Regions from separate parts of the Mus musculus genome. Here region 2 is linked to region 1. Evidence: chromatin loops called from intact Hi-C (ENCODE). Cell type or tissue: left cerebral cortex. All regions are shown on one strand. Each heading gives the region's core, and the rest is flanking DNA. Links, peaks and the distances in the headings are about the cores only. Region 1 overlaps Card11 (caspase recruitment domain family, member 11). Region 2 has its middle 8.4 kb from the start of Gm38730.

Evidence for each region. Peaks named below come from ENCODE experiments on the same cell type or tissue, not always from the same donor. Only the 100,000 strongest peaks of a DNase experiment are listed, where the experiment ranks them.
Region 2: it touches region 1 in a loop (1.9-fold over the local background); 2 of 42 quality-filtered maps call a loop at or near these places.

What each region holds. Positions count from the first base shown.
Region 1 is chr5:140,950,386-140,962,678 of GRCm38, forward strand. The region is part of intron 1 of Card11 (caspase recruitment domain family, member 11); the gene reads right to left. Among named protein-coding and RNA genes, the nearest start is that of Card11, 44 kb to the right of the region's middle. In left cerebral cortex, for the core only: CTCF peaks have their summits at 5,455, 6,926 (motif pointing left) and 9,060; DNase peaks (open chromatin) are centred at 4,179, 5,564, 8,969 and 10,552.
Region 2 is chr5:141,050,417-141,062,709 of GRCm38, forward strand. No RefSeq gene overlaps it. Among named protein-coding and RNA genes, the nearest start is that of Gm38730, 8.4 kb to the right of the region's middle. In left cerebral cortex, for the core only: no CTCF peak of the experiment used is centred there; DNase peaks (open chromatin) are centred at 5,716 and 7,922.

The DNA of each region.
Region 1 (12,293 bases), core at 2,617-10,616:
CCTGCTACCGTGTCTTCTTCACCCTGTCTTCCTTGCCATGATGCACTGTATCCCATCAAACTGTAAGCCTAAATAAACCTTCCCTACTATGTTTCTCCTTTGCAGGTAGTTTGGTGATAGTGAAGAGAAAAGTAACAGACATTGGATGGTGTCTTTTCCTAAATTAATGCCCACATAGAATATAACCTCATTTGGCAATGAGTGCTTTGCAGACATTATTATGATGAAGTCACACTGGACCTACAACCAGTGACTGTTAGAATAGGAAATGACACAGATCCAGAGAAGGGAAATGAAGACAGGGGCAGAGACCGATCAGGAGCCATCACCAGATGGAAGTGGGAGCTGGGGATCTGACAGAGTGCAGAAGAGCATTTTAGGACCTCAGCCTGGATTCTCAGAACTCACACAAACCCAGGCATGGTTGTTTGTGCTTGTGACCCCAGGAGTAGTGAGGAGTGGAAACAGGAGGATTGCTGGGGATTGCTGGTTGCTAGCTCAGCTCCAGGTTCAGTGACATGACCCTGTTCATCAGAGCAAGGTGGACAGTGATAGAGCAGGTATCCTCTATCACATGACATCCTCTGACTTCTGTGCACACATACATGCATATATATATATATATATATATATATATATATATATATATATATACACACACACACACACACACACACACACACACACACACATGCAGACATGCAGACATACACATACATACTCTAACACACATACACCAAAAAATAAAATAACAAGCTAGAAGGAGAGCAAACACTTGGGAGACTGAGGCAGGGGAATCATGAGTTTGAGGCTAGCCTGAGCTACACAGGGAGACCCCTTAACAAAGTACCAACAGAGTTGGAAGAGGCAGCAGGGTTTGTCCCCTAAGGCCACTGACACCTTGGTTTTGGACCTCAAATTCCATGCTGTGAGAGAATCAATGCCTCTCTCATTGGCAGCAGCGGAGTAGAGAAACTCTCTGAGACCACGGGGGAGGGGTACCTGGAAAACCCTTCAGGGAAGATGGCAGCCACTGAGTCCTGCAGAAAAGGAGGAGGCATTGGAGCAAGATTGCATGCTCGTACCACAGGGTACAAGTCTAAGCGTGACAGCAAGGATGCTTCTGATGTAGCAGGAAAGACAGCTACACACAGTAGCACTCCTGAAGAAGCTTGGGGCCCTGTAAACATAGCCCCTTGTTTCACTAGGGACTGCTGGCTCAAACCTGGATCCCCGAGCATCACAGAGCTTAAGCAACGAGGCACAAGCTCCATTTTCAGAGTGGGTAGCGGTCTTTCTTGTTTAAGCCCACCATAAACCAATTCAAGGGACTCAGATACATCCTGGCCCTGTTTGTGTTATTTATTTCCGCGTTGAAACTGTGATTCTAAACAGCCCAGGCCCTCCCCTGCTGACTCAGCTGCCTGAGCCCAAACTCATAAAATCCTATTTCAGAAAGGCCCAATGATTTTATTTTCTGATCATAAATATGAAATTTAATTAGCAGCTTGCTGCTAATGAAGTCGCCATGGAAGCCAGAGTGGAGACTCAGAGTCACATAAAGCGGAGCCCAGCATCCTGTTAACTCTCCCCTCCCCTGTCCACCTGTCCCTGGCTGGGACTTTCCCATGGCCACATGCTGCAGTTAGCTGTAGACAGAAGAGGGGGAGTTTGCGGCCAGGATGAGAAACAGGTTCTCACTCAGGTCCTCACCGTGTCTCCACCTCCAATCTCTGTGTGTTTCTACACACAGTAGCCACATATTCTATCTGGTAGTTAATGTTATGTGTCAGTTTGATTGAGCCGAGGGCTGTTCAGACAGCTGGGGTGAGAGATATCTGGGTGTGTCTTAAAAAGTATGAGCATTTGATATGGACTGGGTGAAGAACGCACACTGTCATCAGCATCAGTGGGCACTACAGATCTATTCACGGTAAGACACCAGCAGGTCAGACCTGATAGTTAATCTTGGTAGTCACTCTCCCAGCATTTAGAAGCACCAATTAGATAAACTGAGGAAGGGGACCCACCCTGGACGTTTGTAACACCATCCTATGGACTGAGGTCCTGAAGCAGAACTGAACACTAGCGGTCATCTCTCGCTGCTTCTTGATTGCAGTTGCAGAGTGGCCAGCTGCCTCACACTCTGCAGCCCTACCTTCCCCGCTGTGATGGACTGCACCCTTGAAGTGTGAGCTACAATAAACCCTTCCCCACTTAAGTTGCCTTTACCAGGTATAGTGTCTCTTCAAGAACGTAAGTAACTCATTCAGGAGGGCTCTCTCTTGTACTGTGTCTTCCTCTTCTGCCTCAGACTGCAGAGCCTTTGGACTCCGGGGCTCCATTGGTATCCCTTGCTCTCAGACCTTTGCACTCGGAGTGGATCAGCCACTGGATTTTCAGATTCTGCAGCATGCTGGGTGTGTTTTGTGGGACCAATTCCTTAGAAAATTGGCATTTTCTCATCTCCGTAAGTCCTGTTAGTTCTGTGTCCCTTGCTGGCCAGCTTCATCTACCTGTAGCCACAGCCTGGCTTGCATCTTCTCTTCACAAGCCTTCTAAAGAAGTCCTGTCCAAGGGCATTAGGGGGAGACCAGGTACAATGTGGTGTGGCAGCCAAGAAGCTTAAAACCCCCCAGTGGATCTCAGAAATTTTGGCTCTACTGTGAAATATGAGATGGTAGCCAAGGAACAAACAGCTGGGTCCATTATGTCCCACCATTGATGTGGATATGAGGTCATGGAGAAGGGACCCCAGCTTATCCTTCTCATGGGGATTTTTAAGTTTCTTCTGCCCATGGCCCAAAAGGTCAGCAGGACTCTGCAGGCTCTCCTCTGCATTCAAAGCTTACCCTGTTCCTCCAGCTACATCTACGTCTGGCCTTTCCATGAAACAGGGAAGATGACACCCATTGAAAGCAGGATCTAAATGTATTTCTAAAGTCCAAGTCTGGAATTTCATTATCATCATCCTTCTGTGTGAGTTCTTTGTTAAATCCAAAGTGCAGGGGATGGGGGCGTGGCTCTGCAGCAGAGCTTCTGCCTAGAACCCTATGAGGGGTTAGGGCCATGGATGAGTTGTAAAAACTTGCTTAGAATCCCCCAGGGAGGGGCTGGGAGTGTGGCTCAGTGGTACAGCACCTGCCTAGAATCCCACAGTGAGGGGCTGGGGTGTGGCTCAGTGGTAGAGCCCCTGCCTAGAATCCCCCAGTGAGGGTCTGGGGTGTGGGTCAGTGATACAGCACCTGCTTAGCATGTATAAGGTAGTGAGTTTTGTCCCTGGCACCAAAAACCAACCAACCAACCAACCAACCAAAAATACATAAATAAAAGAATTACAAAATGAAGAATTATCTAACTTCTCAATAAATGAAGAGTAAGCCAACCAGATGTGACAGTACATGCCTATAATCCCAGTGCTTGAGAGACAGAAACAGGAAGATTGTGAGTACCAGGATAGCCTGGGCTACACAGCAAGACCTTGCTTCAAGAAGGAGCATCCAACAAACCAGCCAGATGACCCCATATATAATATAAGAAGCTGAAATAAACACTCGAGTGTAAATATCTCAAACATGCTGGGAAGTTCACCCGGTCAGTGCTGACATCATCCTAGTCCCCAGGAGTGTGTTTACACACAGGGGTTTTTGCATGACTGTGTTTGAAATCCCTGCCTGCAAAGATGGCATGAGGCTGTTGTTGTTTTATTTTTTACCTATGCAGAGGTTCTGCCTGGACAATTGATCCTGTGTGCTATGTACACGGGAGAAGGCACGCAGACCTACCTACCCACTGTGAACACTGGACACTGGTTCCATGGGAGGATAACAGAGTCTGCAGCAAGTCACTGTAGAGCTTGTCTGCAGTCAGAGCACATATTACATTCTAGAAAAAAGTTTATGGTGGAAAGTAATAGAGTTTTTTTTGGAGGGATTTAAAAACTTGTAAGCTTCCTGCATTTGGGTTTTGGCTCCTGAACAAGACAGAAGAACCCATGTTTTGACCCCTTGAGGCTCTGTAGGAGTTTTCCTGGGTGAGTACTGACATGTCTAGGGTACTGTAGCCAGAATAAGTGCTCTAAGCAAATGTTCTACAACCATCCCTCAGGCATGGCTGTTCAACGGGTACAGATGGCTGAAAACATCAAATGCTTGGAAGAAAGATGAGCTTTTGAAAACCATCCCTGTTTCTCTTCACTTTCTGGGCTCAGTGTCTTATGCAAACCCCATCTCCCAGTCTCAAATGAAACCTTGTGAAACCAAGTGGGTTGCAGCCTCAGCACCAGTAGGAGCTCCAGCATCAGCGTCATCATCATTAGCAGCAGCAGCATCGCCATCTCCATCAGTGTCAGCACTATCCCCAGCATCAGCATCATCACCAACATCTTCATCAACTTTAGCATCAGCACTATCGTCAGCATCATCACCAATATCTCCATCAGCTTTAGCATCTGCTCCATCATCAGCGTCAGCACCATCTTCATCATCATCATCATCATCATCAACAACAACAACATCTTCACCACCTTTAGTATCAGCACTAGCATCAGCATCAGCAGCAACATCTCCATCAGTATCATCCTCAGCATCATCACCAACATCTCCATCAACTTTAGCATCAGCATCAGCACCAGCATCAGTGTCAGCACTATCTTCAGCATCTCACCAAAAGATGTCCACCAGTTTAGCACAATCATCAGCACCAGCATCATCACCAACATCTTCACCAGCTTTAGCACCAGCACCATCATCAGCATCATCACCAAGATCTCCCATAAGCTTTACTTTCAGTACCAACATCAGCGTCACTATTAGCAACATCATCAACATCAGCACCACCAGTTCCAGAATCAGCATCAAAATCGACATCCATATCAACTTCAGCATCACCCAAAACTTGTTAGAATTACAACTTCTCAAGCTTGCCCGGATACTCTAAATCCAATAGTGATAATGTAATATTAGACTCTAGTCTCTGGGGCCTGAAAGGTAGCTCTGTGGTTAAGAGGACAGATTTCTCTTCTAGAAGATCCAGGTTTGATTCTCAGCACCCATGTGGTGGCTCACAACTATCTGTAACTCTAATTCCAAGGGATCCAATGCCTTCTCCTGGCCTCCACCGGCACTTGGCATGTGTGTGCTAGACAGTCATATGTTAGGAAAGACATCAATACACATTAAAAGGTAGATCTTAAAAGAAAGAATTTTAAACTCTGCCCAAGCCTCAGTGTGGCAGCAGCCCTCTCTTACTCTTTTAAACAACAGACATTCTATGGAGGTGTTTTCTGTGACTCTTTAATTAGCAGACAGTCCTGGGGAAAGAGTCTTTCACCTGAGAAGTAAATTAGCCAATACCCACTTTGATGTTAGCTTACTTACTTGTAACAAAATACTTAAATTTAGGGAAGAAAGCATTTATTTTGTTCACACAGTTCAACATGGTGGGGAAGGCCTGGTGGCAGGAATGTGGAATGGCTTGTCACATTGTATCCTCAACTGAACATATTGTGTGCACAGCTGGTCACATTGTCATCACAGTCAGAAAGCAGAGAGAGAGAGAGAGAGAGACCAGGTTGGCACTCAGTTCACTGTCTCCTTTTTATTCAGTCTGAGATGCCATCCCACTTCATGATGGGTCTTCCTACCTCAGTGAGCCTAATCCATATGTGCAGAAGTTCGGCTCCAAGGAGATTCTAGATTTGACAATAAAAGCTATCACAGTAACACACGGAGGCCTCCAGCTTTCTATCCTCCTGCCTCAGCTCCTCAAGTGCTAGGGTAATAGGCATGTGCCACCACACCTGCTGAGGGATATTTATCACAATATGGGATGAAGCTTTGATGTGCATGACATTTCTCAGACTGAAGAGAAACGATACAGGAAAAGGCTTTGATGCACACGAAGGGCTGAAGAGTCTTTGATACGAAAGGTATAGAGTTAATGAAATATTCTAAAGTCATTCTTAATGTCCTTCTAATATGACTGCCTAAAGCCAAAATAGCAATGCACTGTGCAGTGTATGATAAAGGTAGAAGACAGTAGCACAAAGGACAACAGAGGGTTAATGAAATGGATATGTGGTCATAAGATTCTATGGTGTATGTGAAGTCATATAACATTATTACAAAATAGTCTAGGGTAACTTAAAGACCCACTTTAAACGCCACAGAGGAGCAGTGAGCGCACAAGAGATAAAACACAGAGCCAGGGTAACAAGTCAGTGGAGAGAAGCCGAGAGAACATCAGAACAGCCCTGGGTGCGCCCACAGACAGCAAGAAAGAGCCAAGGACGTGGCCTACTGAAAAATGTCTCTTGGTAAAGCATGAGGACCTGAGTTTAGAGCTTTAGAACCCGTGCTTAAATAAACCAGGTGTGGCTGTACCTGCACTGTAACCCCAGTGCCTGGGGTTGTCGGGGAGGGGTGGGGTGGGGAGGCAAGAGGATCTCTGGGGCTCACTGACAAGTCAGGTCACCTGACTAGCTGAGCTTTGGGTTCGGTGAGTGACTTGTCTTCAAAATAAGGTAGAGAATGATAGAAGAAGACACCTGATGTCAACCTCAATACGCATGTGCACACAGACAGACAGACAGACAGACACACACACACACAGAGAGGCAAAGAATATAGGGAAAATGAAATGGAGCAAGGAGGAGATGTGTTAGAAGGAAAACACGCATAGGTGACAAGAGTGGATGGAAAAGATAGCAATGGTTGCTGATTACCAACACACACACACACACACACACACACACACACACACACACACACACACACACACACACACACACAGAGTAAAGACCCAGAGAAAGGGGCTGGAGACATGGCTCCGTTAAGAACGCTGGTTGCTCCTGCCCAGGACCAAAGTTCAGTTCCTAGAACCCATATAGTGACTCACAACTCCAGTTCTAGGGGATCCAATGCCCTCTTCTGGCCTCCACAGGTACTGCATGAATATGGTACATAGACAAACATGCAGGCGAAATGCTTGTACATGTACCACCCCCACCTTTAAATTATCTAAGACCCAGAAAAGAGAAAACGGAGGGAAACACTATGCACACACACACACACACACACACACACACACACACACAGCCATATTAAGGACAGACAAGAAGACATTGCCAGTTATAAGAAGCACCCTTCACAGATACACTGTCAATTCACAAGAAGAGAAAAGAATCTGAAATCTGTATCCAGATACAAAACTCAGGCAGCAGGAAAGCTGAAAGAGATGAGTTTGCCTACTGCCTGTCTGCCTGCCTGTCTGCCTGCCTGTCTGCCTGTCTGCCTGTCTGCCTGCCTGCCTGCCTGTCTGCCTGCCTGCCTGCCTGTCTGCCTGTCTGCCTGTCTGCCTGTCTGCCTGTCTGCCTGTCTGCCTGTCTGCCTGCCTGCCTGCCTGCCTGCCTGCCTGCCTGCCTGCCTGCCTGTCTGCCTGCCTGCCTGTCTGCCTGTCTGCCTGTCTGCCTGTCTGCCTGTCTGCCTGTCTGCCTGTCTGCCTGTCTGCCTGCCTGCCTGCCTGCCTGCCTGCCTGTCTGTCTGCCTGTCTGCCTGTCTGCCTACTGCCTGTCTGCCTGTCTGCCTGTCTGCCTGTCTGCCTGTCTGCCTGTCTGCCTGCCTGCCTGCCTGCCTGCCTGCCTGCCTGCCTGCCTGTCTGTCTGTCTGTCTGTCTGTCTGCCTGTCTGCCTGTCTGCCTGCCTGCCTGCCTGCCTGCCTGTCTGTCTGTCTGTCTGTCTGTCTGCCTGTCTGCCTGTCTGCCTCCTTCTGTAATCCCCATCCCCCCTCCCTTCCTTCTTCTCATCTTCATAATGGATAGTGTTTGTGTGTGCGTGTGCTCATGTAAGTGGAGGTCAGAGGTCAATCTTGGGTGCCGTTTCCCAGGCACTGTCTTCTTTATTTCCTGACATGGGGGTCCCTCACTGGCCGGGAACTCACTGATTTTCTTGGCTTGCCAGTGAGTGGGACCCAGGGATATGCCCATCTTCATCTCTTAAGGGAGGACCCCATATTTTTCTTAAATATGGGCACTGAGGACTGAACTTGGATCCTTGTGTCTGATGAAAGCCAACACAAAGCTTTGTGGATTTCCTTGTACAGTATTTATCCAGTTCAATCGTCCTCCTTTGCTAAATGTTAGGGCTAGAAGATAAAAAGCAAGGTCATGGAAGATTAGAATAATATTATGGATTACCTAGACCTAACTGACAGTCACAAATCAGGACTGTAGGAACCACAGCATTTGGGTGACTGAAGCAGGAGGATTGTGAGTTTGAGTCCAGGCTGGAATACACAGTGAATTCAAGACCATCCTGGATGCTCACACTAGTCCATTTTATTCAACATACTAGAGTTCCCAGCCAATCTAAAAAGGCAAGAAAGAGAAATAAGAGGGTGGAATTTGGAAAGAAATAATATAGTTGTCATTTTTTTGCAGACAACACAATTTCCCTAAATATCTAAAAGGAGCTACAAAAAATTTCCTGGAATCAGTTAACGATAACCAACAACAAATATTCACCAAGTTAGCAAGGTTATAGGACAGAAGATCAATATACAACACTCAAGAAAACCTGACATATAAAAACATATGATGCTTAAGATTTAAGTGTATAAACGATGTCCACATTGAAAATACAAGGACATGCTAAGAAAAGTCAAGGAGCCTTAAATCAAATGGAAGGGATATACCATGTCCATGGGCTGTATGATTGTTCAACTTGTTAATGATCTTAGGATCTGGAGTCTCGGAAAATTCTAGTCTAATCTTGATTTTTTGTTGTTGTTGTTGTTGAGTGTTAGCAAAATAATTTTTAAATGCATATTAAGAAGCTAGAGGGCTGAGGAGAGGGTTCAGTGATGAAGAGTGCTGGCTCAGCATGCATGAGGACTGGCATTTGAATCTGCAGGAATCATGTGAAAAGCTGGAATGGCTGCACTGGGCTGTACGCCCAGCAAGTGTGGGTGGGCGGAGACAGGAGTCTGGAGCCTGCCAACCTACCCACAGGTGAAGCTGACGGGCTTCTAGCTCAGTGAGAACATGACTCAAGCCAACACGCAGAGGGCGATAGAGGAAGGTACTAGACATCCTACTCTGGACTCTGCATGCCTGCACATTGGTGTGAACCCGTGTACTCACATGCATGTGCCACACAACAGAAGGAAAGAAAAGCAAGGGACTGAATAGCCAGAGGTTCTTCTATGACCAGGTTTCAAGGGCTGCTGTTGACTGTGATGTCACTCGAATCAAGACATAGTGAGTGGGGTTTGGGGGGTCAAGCTAAATAAATAGTAAGTGGGTGACTCAGATGGAGAAGCCGTTGCCAGAGACTGAAAGTAGATGCACATTTATAAAGTCCATTAATTTGGACGAGGGCACCAGAATAACTTGGTGTCGAGAGAGGTCTTTCAAGCCGGGAACTGCAGCTATCTGCGAGGGCAGCTATCTGCAGGGGAAGGCAAACCTCAAGCCCTATCCCTTAGTGGACATGAAGCAGCGTAAGACAGATTGAAGGCTTTGGTGCATGTGCAGAAGTGTATGGCTTATGTGAGCGTGTGTGCACACATGCAAGTGCATTGTGTGGAGGCTGATGTTAACATCTGGGTGTCTTCATCAACTTGTCACCACTTTCTATACTAACTTCTAAGGTTTATTTTATTTTATTTTATTTTATTTTATTTTATTTTATTTTATGTGTATGAATGCTTTGCCTGCATGGATATATGTGGACCATGTACATGTCTGTGTTCACTGAGGTCAGAGGAAGGGTGTGGGAGCCACTGGAACTGGACTTAGAGATGGCTGTGAATCTCCCATGTAGATGCTGGAAACTGACCCTGGCTTCTCTGCCAAAGGAACAAGTGCTCTTAACCAGATTGCCGAGCGATCTCTCCAGCTTCCATTTTGTATTTTTAAAAGATTTTTAGTTTTGAAATTATGTGTGCCTATGTGTGGGTTTGTGCACATGAGTGCAGGTACCTGCAGAGGTTGGAAAACGGTCTTGGATTCCCTGGAGCTGATGTTGCAGGTGGTTGTGAGCTGCTCAGGGCTAGGCACTGGGTATTGAACTTGGGTCTTCTGCAAGAGCAGTGTGTGCTTTTAATCTCCAAACCACATCCCTAGCCGAATTGCTTTATTTTTAAAAAATCAATTACTTAATTTATTCATTTTACATCTAGATTGTGCCCCTCCATCCCTCCTCTTTTCCCATCCCACTCCTCCAAATTCCTTCTCCCATTAACCCTTCCCCTTCTCCTTAGAGAATGGGAAGCCCCCCTGGGTACCAACCTACCCTGAGACATCCAGTCACCATAGGCCCCAGTGCAACCTCTCCAACTGAGGCCAAAGTAGGTAGTCCAGTTAGGGGAAGGGATCCGATAGCAGGCAGCAGAGTTAGGGGCTGCCACTGAGCCCGGGGCTTGTTAATCGGCTAGGCTGGTTGGCCAATGAGGATCTGCCTGCCTCCGTCTTTACAGAGTTGAGGTTACAGACACAGGCTGCCAGGCTTAGCTTCTACGTGGATGCCAACTTGGGAGGCTCCCCACACTTCAAGTGTCTGTCTCCTCAACAGCCCCAGACTGCAGACTTGGAAGTCAAATGCAAAGCTACAGATTTCCAGGAAGAAAATCTAAGACTTGAGGGAGCTGGAGAGCTGGCTCAGTGGCTAAGAGCACTGACTGCTCTTGCAGAGGTCCTGAGTTCAATTCTCAGCAACCACATGGTGGCTCACAGCCATCCGTAATAGAATCGGATGCCCCCTTCTGGTGTGTCTGAAGACAGCTGCAGTGCACTCATATACATTAAATAAATGAACCTTAAAACAAAGCTTTAATTGTACTTTTGAGGTCTCACCATGTGGCCCAGGCAGATTTCCATCTCTCTGTGCTCCTGCCCGGCATCCTGGATGTTGGAATTACAGGTGTGTACGTCATCACACCTGGCATAAAACAACCTCTATGATCACGGGGTTGGCAAAGATGATCTCAGAACCTTCCAGAAAGCACTGAGCCACACGCTGGGGAAGAAATTCGTCAAAATAAGCAATTGTGTGCCAGAAATGATACTACTAATAAGAGCAGTTAAGCCATTGCCTGGAGAAAATAGTTTCAAGACATATAGCTGACAAAATATTGTTTGCTTACCAGCATTAAGAACGAATAACCCAATAAGAAGTGTGCAAAGGTTTAAACAGACGCTTCAGAAAAAAAGAGACACAAATGACCAATAAATTCTGAAGAAAACGCTCCGAGCCATGTGTCATCAGGTCATGCAAATTAAAAGTCCAGTAAAGGGGGGGCTCGTGGGATAGCTCAGTGGGGAAAATGCTTGCTGTGTAAGAATGAATCCCCAGAGCCCGTGATAGTGCACTTCTGTAATCCCAGCGTTCCTCCAGCAAGATGGGAGGTGGAGACGAGCTAATCTCTGGAAGCTCTCAGGCTAGAAGACTGGCACAGGCAACAGTAAACAAGAGATCCCACATCAAACAAGGTGGAAAGCAAAAACCAGCTCACAAGGTCGTCCTCTGACCTCCATTGCACGCTGTGGAATACATGCTCCTCTAGTCCCACATCTCACATACACACATGCATGCAGAAGCGTGGGTACACGCACACTCACACACACTCACGCACACACACACATACGCACATATACATACATACACACACGCATGCGTACACACACACACACACACACACACACACACACACACACACATGCGCATGCACACACACACCCCTGATAGCATGGTTTAGGTTTAGGACTCCAGTGTGTCAGGCGTGTGGCAACTGAAACAGTTGACACAAAAGGTGGGGGCAGGCCTGAAACAACACAGCTCTTTGGGAAATTAAAGAACTTGATGCCTGGGACTCAGCAGACATCTGAAGATCTAAGACTCAAGAGCCTGTGAATTAAACACATGCGTTTATTATCATCGACTGCATGTGTTTGTGGATACGTGTCCATGATGTGTGTGTGTAGGTCAGAGGACAACTCTGTGGAGATCAAACGCACGTCGTGAGACTTGTGCAGCGAACACCGTTACCTGCGCCATCATTTTAGGGCCCCTTTAAAAAATTTTGGGACAGGGTCTCAAGTAGTCCAGGTTGGCTTTGAATTAGCTATGTAGCATAACAGGCATGCATGGCCACACCTTGTTCATGAAGTTTTGCTGAGGGAACCCAGGGCTCCCTGCATGCTAAGCAGCCCTCTATCAACTGATTTCAAGCCCAGATGGTATGGATTTACGTGGGAGGAATGAAGACACGTCCACGGAAGGGATTTGTGCATGAATA
Region 2 (12,293 bases), core at 1,429-9,428, 99 kb after region 1:
CCATTGGAACCTTGATTTTTGAACCCAGAGCTCTCCAGTAAGTTTTCCTGAGAAAAGGACCATCAGAGCTGTAATCCAAAGACACCTTCCAGTGGGCTTATCCCACTGAATCAGTTTGAAAATGCTGCCTGCATTTCCACTGCGAAGTGGTTTGCTTTGAAAGTGAACACAGGTTGGAACTTGGTGTGAATCAAAGTTCCTGGAAAGATTCACACCTTCCCCTGAGCCTTCAGCAAGGCTGATAAATTGGTTAGAACTTCTGTGATTCTAAGAGGTTTGGATGATGCAGGTCTAGAGCTTCGTTATGTTTGCCTCATGCTGTCTTCAGCCCCCCTTAATAGCCATCCCTCGACCTCCTGTGTCCGACTTGACATCCTTGTGTGTAATATATAACAGCGCCCTGGCTTCTACCAACCAAAAGGCTAAGGAGTATCCTCAGATAGCATCCATGGCCTGGAACAGAAATTTCTCTGCTTTGCCTAACTTTTTAAAACACTCCCTGCTGTTTCTACCACTGTATGTGAAAAGTGCCTTGATTTTTGACTTCCTGTCTTCCATTACCGTAAGATCTCATCACACTGTTCCCGTACTGTAACACACAGCACTCAGCTGGCACATGCTCCCTGGCCATGGCCACTCATATTTGGCTCCAGAATAAACTCTCTCTTATCACCTTTGAGGGCTGTGTTTCTGTGACTGCAGTGACCTTTTTGGGTCTCCCTGAAGCAGCTGTGGTCATTCATTCATTCATTCATTCATTCTACATCTCAATCACCAGAGGATGGTGGGTGAAGGGTGTGCTTATTTTTTTAATTTCATGGGTATAAGTGTTTTGCCGGCCTGGATACGTGACTGTGCCACATGCATGGCCTGGTGTCTACCAGGACCAGAAGAGACACTAGATTCCTTGGAACTGGAGTTATAGATGGCTGTGATCTGCTAGGTGGGTGCTGGGAACTGAACCCTGGTCCTCAGCAAGAACAAGTGCTTTTAATGACTGCAGTGTTTCTCCGGCCCTGAGGATGAGCTTTGGAGTCCTTTGCTCATGAAAAGTTTCCCTGATTGTTTTGCACAAACTGACAGCAATGTCCCATTGCTGAAGACAGCGCCTACACAACTCATTGGGCATGGAGAAGTCTAGTCAGTGCCTACAAAGAGCCTTGCCCCTACATTCCCGGACTTTTAGAATTCTCCATGCTCTGAAAAGAGAAACATAGACACCAAGCCAGCCACAAGCCCTTTATCTACAATGGTGTCCTGCCTGCAAGATATGCTAGGGTAATGGTGGCACACAGGTTATGGACGTAACCAACCAATAACTGATTTGGCTTAAGCTCGCTCCATGAGATGGAACCCCCAAATGACACCACTTGAATAATCAAGAACCTGAGATGAGATAGCCCCAGGGACCTAGAGTAAAACCAAGTAATACGGGTTCAATGAAAGGAAAAAACACAGTGATCAAATGACTCCTAAGGACATTCTTCTAGACTCATAGAGCAGTGCCTTGCTCAGCCATTATCGGAGAAGCTTCCTCCTGCAGCATCTGGGAAGAAATACAGAGCCACACAGCCAGATGTCACGCAGAGAATAAGAGACCTGGGAACACTCAGCCCTAACTGGGATGTCTCTATCCCTCCCCTCAGGGCTCAGGGAAGCCACGAAAGAGGAGGCAGAGAGAATGGAGGAGCCAGAGGGGGTGGAGGACATCAAGAAAACAAGGCCTCTCAAGCCAACAGGAACAAAGCTCATGTGAACTCACAGAGCCTGGGGCAGCAAGCTCATGGTCTGCATGGGTCTGCACTAGGTCCTCAGTGGATAAACTATGGCTTTAGTGTCCTTATGGAATCCCCGGTTGGGTCTCTGTTTCTTGTGCCTTTTCTTGGATGCTTTCCCTTCTGTTGGTTTGTCTTGCCCTCCCCCCATGAATGAACTAATGAACAAATGAATAAATGAATGAATGAATTAATGAATGAAAACCTAGACCCTAAGGTAAGGTTAACAACTGAAATGTCATTTAAACCTGCTGGGAGGAGGGACAGTCAGTTTTCTCCAATACAGCCACCCTGGGTATATCATGCACTCCAGGGCAGGCCTCATGCTCAGGAGTAGTTGACCAACAGATAATGGCCTCCACAGCTTTGTTTTCCTTTTTCCTTTTGTGCTTTTATTTGGCTATAGTTTGGTGTAGGGTGTTTGTTTCTTTTCTCTTCTCTTCTCTTCTCTTCTCTTCTCTTCTCTTCTCTTCTCTTTTCTTTTCTTTTCTCTTTTCTTCTCTCCTCTCCTCTCCTCTCCTCTTCCCTTCTTTTCTTTTCTTTTCGAGGAAGAACTGAATGATGGGTGGATAGGGATGGGAAGAGGAGCTGGAGAGACTTGGGGGGAGGGAAGAATATGATCAAAATATATTTGAATTTGAAAATTGTTTTAAATAATGAAATAGGATGATGGTGGTGGTGATGATGGTGATGGTAACGATGAATGAACGAATGAATAAAACAATAACCCAATCAATCAGTAAGTAAAGATTTCAGAACTAAATAGATATATGTCCATCACAGGAAGATTACCATAGGTTCGAGTTCAAGGCCTGACTGGGTTACAAAATAACCCCCTATCTCAACAAATAAACTTTAACCATGGCTATCGGCTAGTGTTTCTCAAGGCAGACTAGCTTCTAGAATTTTCCATCATCCCCGGCCTCACACCATACTTGAACTCATGTTTCCAGCATGTCCGTTCTAATAAGGGTGAGAGACACGTCCATTTTCTTCACCGTCACTACCCTAGCATCCACCACAGTACCTGACCCAAGGTAGGCTAAAGAAAACGTGTTTGAATGGAGGGATGGAGTTCCCCTGAGGCGGCAGAAGAGTCTTCATTCCAGGAAGCTTGATAGCTTTCCTTGCTGAGTGTCACAGCACTGGGTAGCAGGGAGCTGGGAATGCTTTCGTCTCTTTGGGACTTCTCGTCCCCGAAAGGACCGGAACAGAGGCATCTCCTCTAGGCTGTTCCTGCTCGTCCAATGGCTCTGCTGGTGGAAGCACGGGGAGCCGGAGGGGGTGGGGCAGTGCCTGGAGAGGTGTGCCGACCCCAGAAAGGCTTTCATTCTTTCAACTGAACCCGCAGACTCCATTGCTCTTCAAACTCCACCACTTCGTGTGCACATGGAAGCTAAGCCTTGCATCTTTAGTTCAACAAATATTTGCTCACTGAACAAGTATAACGGGCTGCTTTGGTGAAAAGCCAGACCCTTTCTCAGGCCTACAAGCTGAGTACAAAAAGAAAGGCCCTCACCACCATCTTCATTCTCTGTCTCCTTCCTTTGGACTACCCATGTGCTGACCTCTGCGAACAACCACATTGATCACTCCAGCAGTGCCTGTCTTCTGATAGCCAGCCTATCTCCTCTCCACTCAAGGCAGGACACACCGAGTGAGATAAGAGTAGCCAGAGGGTCGAGAGATGGATCCACTATTAAAGTGTCTGCTGCATAAACATGAGGAGACAAGTATAGCTCTCCAGCACCTACTTAAAGCCAGGCATGGTGACACGTGCCAGTCACGCCAGCACAGAATGGAGAGGCACAGGCAGGTGCTTCACTGGGGTCTGCTAACTAGCAGATCTATCCAAATTGGTGGACTCCCAGGTCCAGTGAGATAGCCTGTGTCAGAGCATAAGGCAAATGAGGCTGGAGGAAAGGTGTTTGCCATGAACCCTGAAAACCTGTGTTCAATAATCAGAGCTCACATGGTAGAAGAAAAAAACTGACTTTTGCAAGTTATCTTGTGACCTCTACATAGGCATGGTATATCTCAAACCCATGCTCCTTCCCCCAGTAAATAATAAACAAACAAACAAACAAATAAATAAATGCCATAGACAAAATTTTTAAAGGAATGAGGTGACATGTGACAGATGAAATGCACAAACACGTATGCACATGCATGCACACACAGATTTCATGTATGCATGCATACACTCATGCGTGCCCACATGGATGCACACACAGGCATGTTCACACACATGCATGCACAGGCACACACACGTGCACAGGCACACACACACGTGCACATGCATGCACACACAAACATGCTCACACATATGCACTCATGTGCATGCACATACGTACAGGTGTACACACATGATAGGTGCAACCCATTGTTAGCTTGCAGAGAAGAACCAAAGATCAGTTTAGGAAGAAACGAGGAGAAATACTAGGAGGGTTTCAGGAGACGCACAAAAGGGAATTGGCTATGTACACTGGGAACTTGAAATGGACCACTTAGGAGCAGACCCAGGATCTAAGGTCTACCAGCTTTAGAACTGTGGCAGCAGGCATCTCAGACAGGCCCTTGTCCCAAGAACAATTTCTGAGGTCAGAGGGAGAGTCCATCCTTAGCCCTTCTCGTGCTGGGCGGAGAGTCTGTCTTTCGTTTTGATACTATTACAGATCTGTTAATGAACTTATGCCCAGCTTCTCCAACTGAAATCAAGCATGTCCCACTGCCCTGGGGACCACACACCTTCCTGGGTGTCTCTGGCTTTCCAGAATAGGTTAAACTATGGACAGTGGTATGTGGACACACAAACACACTTAAAAGTCAATAAGCATAAGATGGGGTCAATCTAAGCTTTGGTGATTTTTGTCATTTTAGTAAGACCTTTAATAGGCCTTAAATACATTTTTTTTTTTTTTTTTTGTGCAGGCAATAGAGCCACGGCAGGGAAATGAAGCCATCTGTCACATGCACTCCGGCAACGGAAGGAGTAAGTGTTATGTAATAGGGGCGCCAGGCTGCCAAGATACCTGTGCAAATGAAAATTGATTTTCTTGAGAATTCTTCACGTGAAGAAATAAATTAAATCTGCGTTTACTTCTATTTGTTTAAAAACCTCTTTGTTAAAATAAGTACAGCACTATGCAGACGAAATCTAATAAATCAGAGAATACCAAATCACAGGTAACCGTGTTCCATGCAGATAGCAATTGCCCAGAAAACTCTATGGAGTCACACCGTGAAGCCACTTAAAGGTGTGGATTAATTCTATTTATACCAGTGAGACTGATGGACAGATGTGTCTGGGCCTCTTTAAGTCAGTTTTCTTTTATTCTTTTCTAAAGTACTTTTATTATCATCTTAATTTGGAAAAAAAAAAACCCACTGAGTTTCCACTTTGCCTCGAGACAGACACTTTTAACTGGCTATTAAAGTTAATGCAGCTCAAATGGTGCACGAGACGAGGAGGAATCGGAGTTTTCTGTTTCTTTTCTTTCTTCTGATACCAGTGATTGAATGCAGAACTTTGCACATGGGACAAAATGCTCTACCACTGAGCCACGCCCCCAGCCCCTCCCTGGGGGATTCTAGGCAGAGGCTCTACCACTGAGCCACGCCCCCAGCCCCTCTTGGGGGATTCTAGGCATGACTGAGCTACTTTTTTCTTTTAATTTTGAGTCAAAAGTCTCATTAAATTGCCTGGGTTGGCCTTAAACCTGCAATTCTTTAGCCTCAGCCTCTAAGTAACTCGAAACTGGAATTACAGGTCTTGGCTTCATTTTTTGTTGTGTCTGAGTCGAGGTCTCCTTGCTTATGCTCAGACTGGTCTGTAACCCAGGATCCCCCTGCATTCCTCTCCTTAGTGCTTCTAATTGCTTTGCAGAGACCATGAAACCAGGGGGTTCAAATTCTGTTTCTACTGACTGTGGGTGCTCACTTCCTTTTTCCTATTTTGACTTCTGCCTTTCCAAATTCAGTCTGAGCTATTCTTAGAAAGAGGAAGTTCGTGCTCTTTCGACCTCCAGATCAACCTAGCCCAGGTTTTTTTTTTTTTTTTTTTTTTTTGGAACTGGAGGCCCTTGACTTTTGGAACTGAAAGCCTATTGAGTAAAACTAACAGAAGAACCAGAGCTTAGATACATGATACACATCTGTCTCCTGACCCCAATTTCTCGTTTGCTAACTCTCATCTCTTTGTCTTCTCTATCCCCAGTAGGATCTGTGTTCGTGTCACCTAGCAGTGAGCAGGGGCAAGTGACACGCTGGCAGAAGCTCACAGTGCATGGCTGCTGATGCCCCAGTACCAGTCAGTGTGATGAGATGCTCTTGAAACCCTGAAGAGGTTTCTGGAAGCTGAGTCCTGAACATGAACGAGGCATGCAGGAGCCAGACTACAGCGAATCCTTGTCATGGCAGGGCCTTTAGCTCTGTCTTTGGAACATCAGGTGACCCTGGTGAGGAGAAGAGTCACACTTGACTATTAGGAACTGTCATAGTCACTCTTCAGTTGTTATAAAGAGACACCATGGTCAAGGCAACACTTATTAAAGAAAGAACCTAGTTGGCTGCTTGCTTATAGTTTCAGAGGCTTAATCCATTATTATCATGGCTCAGAGAAGGGTGGCACACAGGCAGACATGATGCTGGAGAAGTAGTTGAGAATTCTACTTACGCTATGCTAATCTTCAGGAAGTGAGAGTACTGGGCCCAGCATGGGCTTTGAAACCCAAAGCCCACCCTTAGCGATATACCTCCTCTAATAAGGCCATACCCCTAATCCTTCCCAAACAGTTCCACTAGCTGGAAACAAGCTTTCAAACATCTGAGCCTAGGAGGGCTAGTCTCACATAAGCACGGGAGTCATCATGGTCATCTGAAGGCTGAGAACTCTATGGCTATATCTCAGACCTTCTCTTGGATACTATAGGCAAGCCCTTTACCGCTGAGTCAAGCCTTTAGGTGTTGACTGGGGGATTCTAGGCATGCACTCTACTGTTGACTCCTGTCTCAGCTCTCTTATTGTCAGACCCCAGGCAGGAGCTCTACTGCTTGGCCCATGCCCTCGTTTCCTCCCTGGCAGATTGCACACAGGCACTGTTGAAAGTGTTTGGACTCCAGCAGATGCTGAAGGTGGATGGAGAGAAGCAGGCATGTTTCAGAATGTGTGTGAATACACCCTCACCCGCCATCCCCGTTCAATATTCTCTCTGTGCTTCATCACCGAGACCTTCTTGTGCCCCGCCCCCCGCCATGAGATAGAATTTTTCCATTTGGATTCAAACTGTAAAATTCAATATGATGATTAGAAGCAAAAGAATGTGGCAGTCGGCAATGTTGAATCATCTGATGGCCAGGTTAGCTAAGGCTGTATACCTACCTGACTTCCTGAGGATGACCATTCTGTAGACACCCTTCTGAGCCTCCCTACTGGGAACTTACTTCTGTGATGAAGAAATCTAAGATGCAGAAGGAAGCTGGTCTTTAAGACCAGCTAGGGGTCGGACATGATGTGTTAGGTCTCTGACTGACCCTGGTCCTCAATGCTAATGGCACCTCTCTATATGTGGTGCTTTCGATGTGAAATGTCCCCAATAGGCTTATGTGTTTGGATGCTTGGTCCTCAGATGGTGGTAGTGTTTGAAAAGAGATGGAACTTTGGGGATGGGATATAGAGTCTTGCTGAAGGAAGTATATCACTGGGGGGGGGGGCGCAGGCTTTGAGATTTTATATTCTAGATCCATATCCAGTTCTCTCTGCTTTGAGACTGACAATGTGATGGGACTGGCTAGCCTCATTTCCCACCATCATGCCTTTCCCACCATGATAGAGTACGAGGCAAAATAAACACTTCCTAAACTTCAAAGGAAATTGGAGGTTACAGAACAATTGGGAGCCTCAGTCTGGTACCTCACTCCTCTCCCCAGAGCCTGCCCTGGAAGCTTCCTCCTGGCCCTCATCCTGCTCTTAAGCAACGATAATGCAAGGCCGGTAATCGCTGGCCTTCTCAAGCCGCTATACTATTTTGATTTGGTGACTTCCCTGCAAAAGGCTAACCTTGTATTTTCCTTGGCTTTGTAGGAAGCGCCTCCCAGGAGGTGTTGCAAGGCGGGAAGAGCTCCAAGTTTTCTTGTTTGGATTTTGGCTCATGGGCTTTATTCTGCATCACACACACACATATTCAGCTTGCATGTGTGGGAGTGCACGCATATTCTGAGGTGGAAACCACAGCAGCTGCTCTTCCCAGCCATCTTCCTTCACTGCCTGTGTCTTTGATTTCTGGAGACATGGGTTTGCCATTGTAGCCCAGGATATCCTGGACCTTGTGGAGACCCTCTTACTTCAGTCCCCACCCCCACCCCCCAACTGCTGAGGTTACAAGTATGTGTCACTATGCATCTCTTTCTGATGTTCTTTATTGCAGAAGTTGGCCACACAGTTGCCTTTAGGTTAAATCAATCTCTCTCTCTCTCTCTCTCTCTCTCTCTCTCTCTCTCTCTCTCTCTCTCTCTCTCAGTGCGTGAACATGTATATGTGTTCCCTTGCATATATGTAGGTCAGCATTACCACTGGGTATCTTCCTAGACCACTCTCCATCTTTAAAATCTTTATTTTATGTGCACATCTTTGTGTGTGTCTGAGTAAGTGTATGTGTACCACATATATGCAGGAATCCACAGAGTTTGGAAGAGACTATGGACTTCTTGGAACTGGTGTTACAGATGGTTGTGAGCTGCCATGTGGGTGCTGGGAACTAAACCTTGGTCCTCTGTGAGAACAGCCAGTGCTCTTGATCACTGAGTCATCTCTCTAGCTCCCCTACTCCTTTAATTTTTAAGCCAGAGTCTCCCACTTAACCTAGAATTCGCTGATTCAGCTAAATTGGTAGTTCAGCAAGCTCCAGGGTTCTTCCTGTCTCTGCATCCTCAGTGCTGAGATTATAGGCACACATAGCCATGCCTGGCTTTTTACATCTTGGGTGCTGGTGCTCAAACTCAGGACTTCCAGTTTGCATAGTAAGCATTTAACCTACTGAGCCATCTCCCTAGCTCAATGCTGTTTTTCCTCCCAAAAGACCTATTTTTATTAGTTTTTAATGCATTTGTGCATGTATGCACGTGTGTGTGTTTGTGTGTGAGTGTGTGTCTGTGTGTGTACATGTGTGTTTGTGCTTGTGTGTTAGTGTGCATGCCTAGGGAGTTCGAAAGAGGATAGTGGACTTCCTGAACTGGGGTCACAGGTTTTGAGTCACCCCATGTGGGTGCTGGGAACTGAACTCAGGTCCTCTGCAAGATCAGCAGGCTCGAGTGACCAAGCGGCCAGCTTGTTTCCAGGGGAGTCAATTGTTGCTTGGCGACATCATCTGCAACATGAGACATGGAAGCTCCTAGATCCTCTCCTTCCTGGAATTGGCTCTCAGCTTTGTCTTTACAAGCCTTGTGACCCAGCACCATGTTCCTAGCCTTTCTGTCCCTCATATTATGCATCTGGTAGCCAAGAAAGACTCATGATGAAGTTAGCTTAGGCAATGCATGATGCACGCTGAGAGCAAATCTTGACACAGTCAAGTGAACAAGCCAGTGGTAGATGAGCAAGCCATCATTTACTTGGAGGGCAGGGCTATAGCTCAGGAGCAGAGCACGAGGCTCTAGGTTCATCCCTAGTACTTCTAAGAAAGTAAGAAAACACTGAAATTTTTATGTAAGCGAATAGTAGGCTGTTTCTGGAGAAGCCTATGGAGATGGGAGGTGTTATGTGATATGAAATGTCATCAGAAGCTTAAAAAAGTGTGTGTGCGCGCATGTGTGCGTGAGGGCTTATGTGTATTGAGGCCAGAGGACAACCTCAGGATTGCAGTTCACCTCTCAACTGACCTGGGGTTTACCAACCAAGCAAGACTGTGTGGCCAGTGAGACGCTTGTCTCCACCTCCCAAGCGCAGGGCTTACATGCTCACACCACCACCTTTTCTGTATTGAAGCTTGGGGGAATTGAACTCAGAACCTCATGCTTATAAGGCAAACATTTTACCAACGGAGCCATCTTTTCTTTTCTTTTTAACACATTTTTTAAAGCTACTGCTGACATCCTTTGAACTGTATTTTCATAGTCCAATGGCTCTGCCCAGCCCATAAACAGATTGGAACTAATTATGTGCATCTGTAGGACTTACATCCTATTTCCCCATGGCTAGAGAGCAGTGGGATGTCTTTGACACTGAAGAGCTAGAATGTGGAAGGCAACATGAAGTACTGACTGATGGGTTGCCCCCTCTCCACGAGTCTGTTGAACTGCTCTGTAGGGTGAGAGATCCCTGTCCCTGTCCCAGGGTTTCAGCAGGGTCTCTGTCGAGGAGTATTTGCATAGAGAATGCAGAGAGATAGAGGGATAGCACTGTGTGTGTGTGTACACGCTCAGTTGTGCATTGGTGTGCATGCCTGTGAGGGTGTGCTTGGAGGCCCGAGGTCAGTCTTCCCTCAGGACACTGCCTGTTTTGATTTTGGGGGGCGGGGTCTCTTCACTGGTTAGGAGCTTGCTGACCCAGCTGGGCTAGTTGACCACTAGGCTCCGGGGATCCATCTATCATTGCCTGTCGAGCAACCATATAACAAGCATGAACTACTACACCTGGTTTTCTTTTTTGGGTGGGTTCTGGGGATCAAAGTTTGGTCCTCAAGCTTGCTCAGTAAGCACTTTGCCTCTGAGCCCTCTCCTCAGCCTCAAAGCAATGTCATTTCTTTCTTCTAAAATTATTTTATTTATTTTTTTCTTAGTGTGCACGCATGCACATTGCCCTGGTATACTTTTGGAGGTGTGCTGATAAAATTCCTTCCCTGAGGGAGTTGTCAATATATCCTCCAGAGGTCCCCAGGACAAACCAAGGTGCTATCTTCCAAAGTTCCTTCCAGGGAACCACTGAATTTCCTAGGCCGACTTACAGAAATCAGGTGCAGGGAGTTTCAGGATCCTGGGTAGCCTTAAAACAGCCAGTGTGGCTACAGCGTGCTGCATCCAGCATGGGCGGTGGCTCCCTATTTTATAAACTGACTACATGATCCTCCATGGTATGGCTAAGGGGAAAGTGCCCCCCCAATTAGTTCATTCATTTACTCATTTTACATCCTGATCACAACCTCCCAGTTCCCCCATGGCCCCTCCCCATCCCTCTCTCCCTTCATCTCTGAGAATGGAGAGGTCCCTCCTGGGTACCAACCCACCCTGGCACCGAAGACCTTTACCAACTCTACATCTGACAGAGGGCTGATAGCCAAAATATATAAAGAACTCAAGAAGTTAAACACCAACAAACCAAGTAACTCAATTTTAAAATGGGGTACAGAGCTAAAAAGAGAATTTTCAACAGAGGAATCTCTAATGGCCGAGAAGCACTTAAAGAAATGTCCAACGTCCTTAGTTAACAGGGAAATGCCAATCAAAACGACTCTGACATTCTACCTTATATGCAACTGAATGGCTAAGATAAAAAGCGCAGGCAACAGCCCATGCTGGCAAGGATATGAAGCGAGGGGAACACTCCTCCATTGCTGTGGGACTACAAACTGGTACAACTACTCTGGAAATCAATTTGGCATTTTCTCAGCTATACCACTTCTAGACATATAGCCAAAGGAGGTAGTTGGATACTCAGGTGAGGGTCCTACGACCTCACCCTCTCCGTCCTTTCAAAAAGGAAGGACAGCAACAATCCCAGCTGTGACAATCTTTGTAGAGAAGGCACAGCCAAACTCCTCAAAATGGCGTCAGTTTGGCTCCAAGAAGAGTCCTGTTCAGCAAGGCTAGAGGACAAATTTCAGGAGCTGGCTTTACTCTTCCATTGCGGACTGAACGAGGACTGTCAGGCTTGTTCAGCAAGAGATTTACCCACTGAGTCATTTCTAAAGCAGGTCTTACTTATGTGTCAGACCTTGTCTTTAGTATGAACTCCACCAGCCTAGATGCCCAGGCTCAACCCAAGTGCCAGGGAAGAAGGAGGTCATATCTGAGGGTAGGCTTTTCTACCTGATGCAGCCAGACAGGATGCCTGGGGCTCAGAGGATATGGAATGTCTGAATCATGGGTGTTGAGGCTGAGAGTGTAACACAGCCAAGGTCCACATGTCCTCACCAGAGTGACCACAATCCGGGGCTGGTTAGACAGGAAAAGCAAATGCATGCTGGGTTTTCCCAATGTGGGTACTGAAGGACAGGAAGTCACCAGGGTGCGAGTAAAAGGAGGTCTGGACCACAGGATGAGGTGACTGACAGCTGTGAATGTTATCTCTGTCCCGATCTGTGGCTTTCTGTAGGAGGGTCAGACATAGCAGCAGTTGGAGAAAATGACCAGGAGCCGATGTAAACAAGCTCTGAACATTCCAGATGTGGGTCTTAGTGGTGGCTCTGATGTTAGCTATGCAAATATGAACATTTGGCTTACGTTCTTCAAGTAGAGATCCCTCCTATGGGTCTGGGGAGATGGCCTCTCCTTGTTTGGTAAAGTGTTTGCCTTGAAAGCATGAGG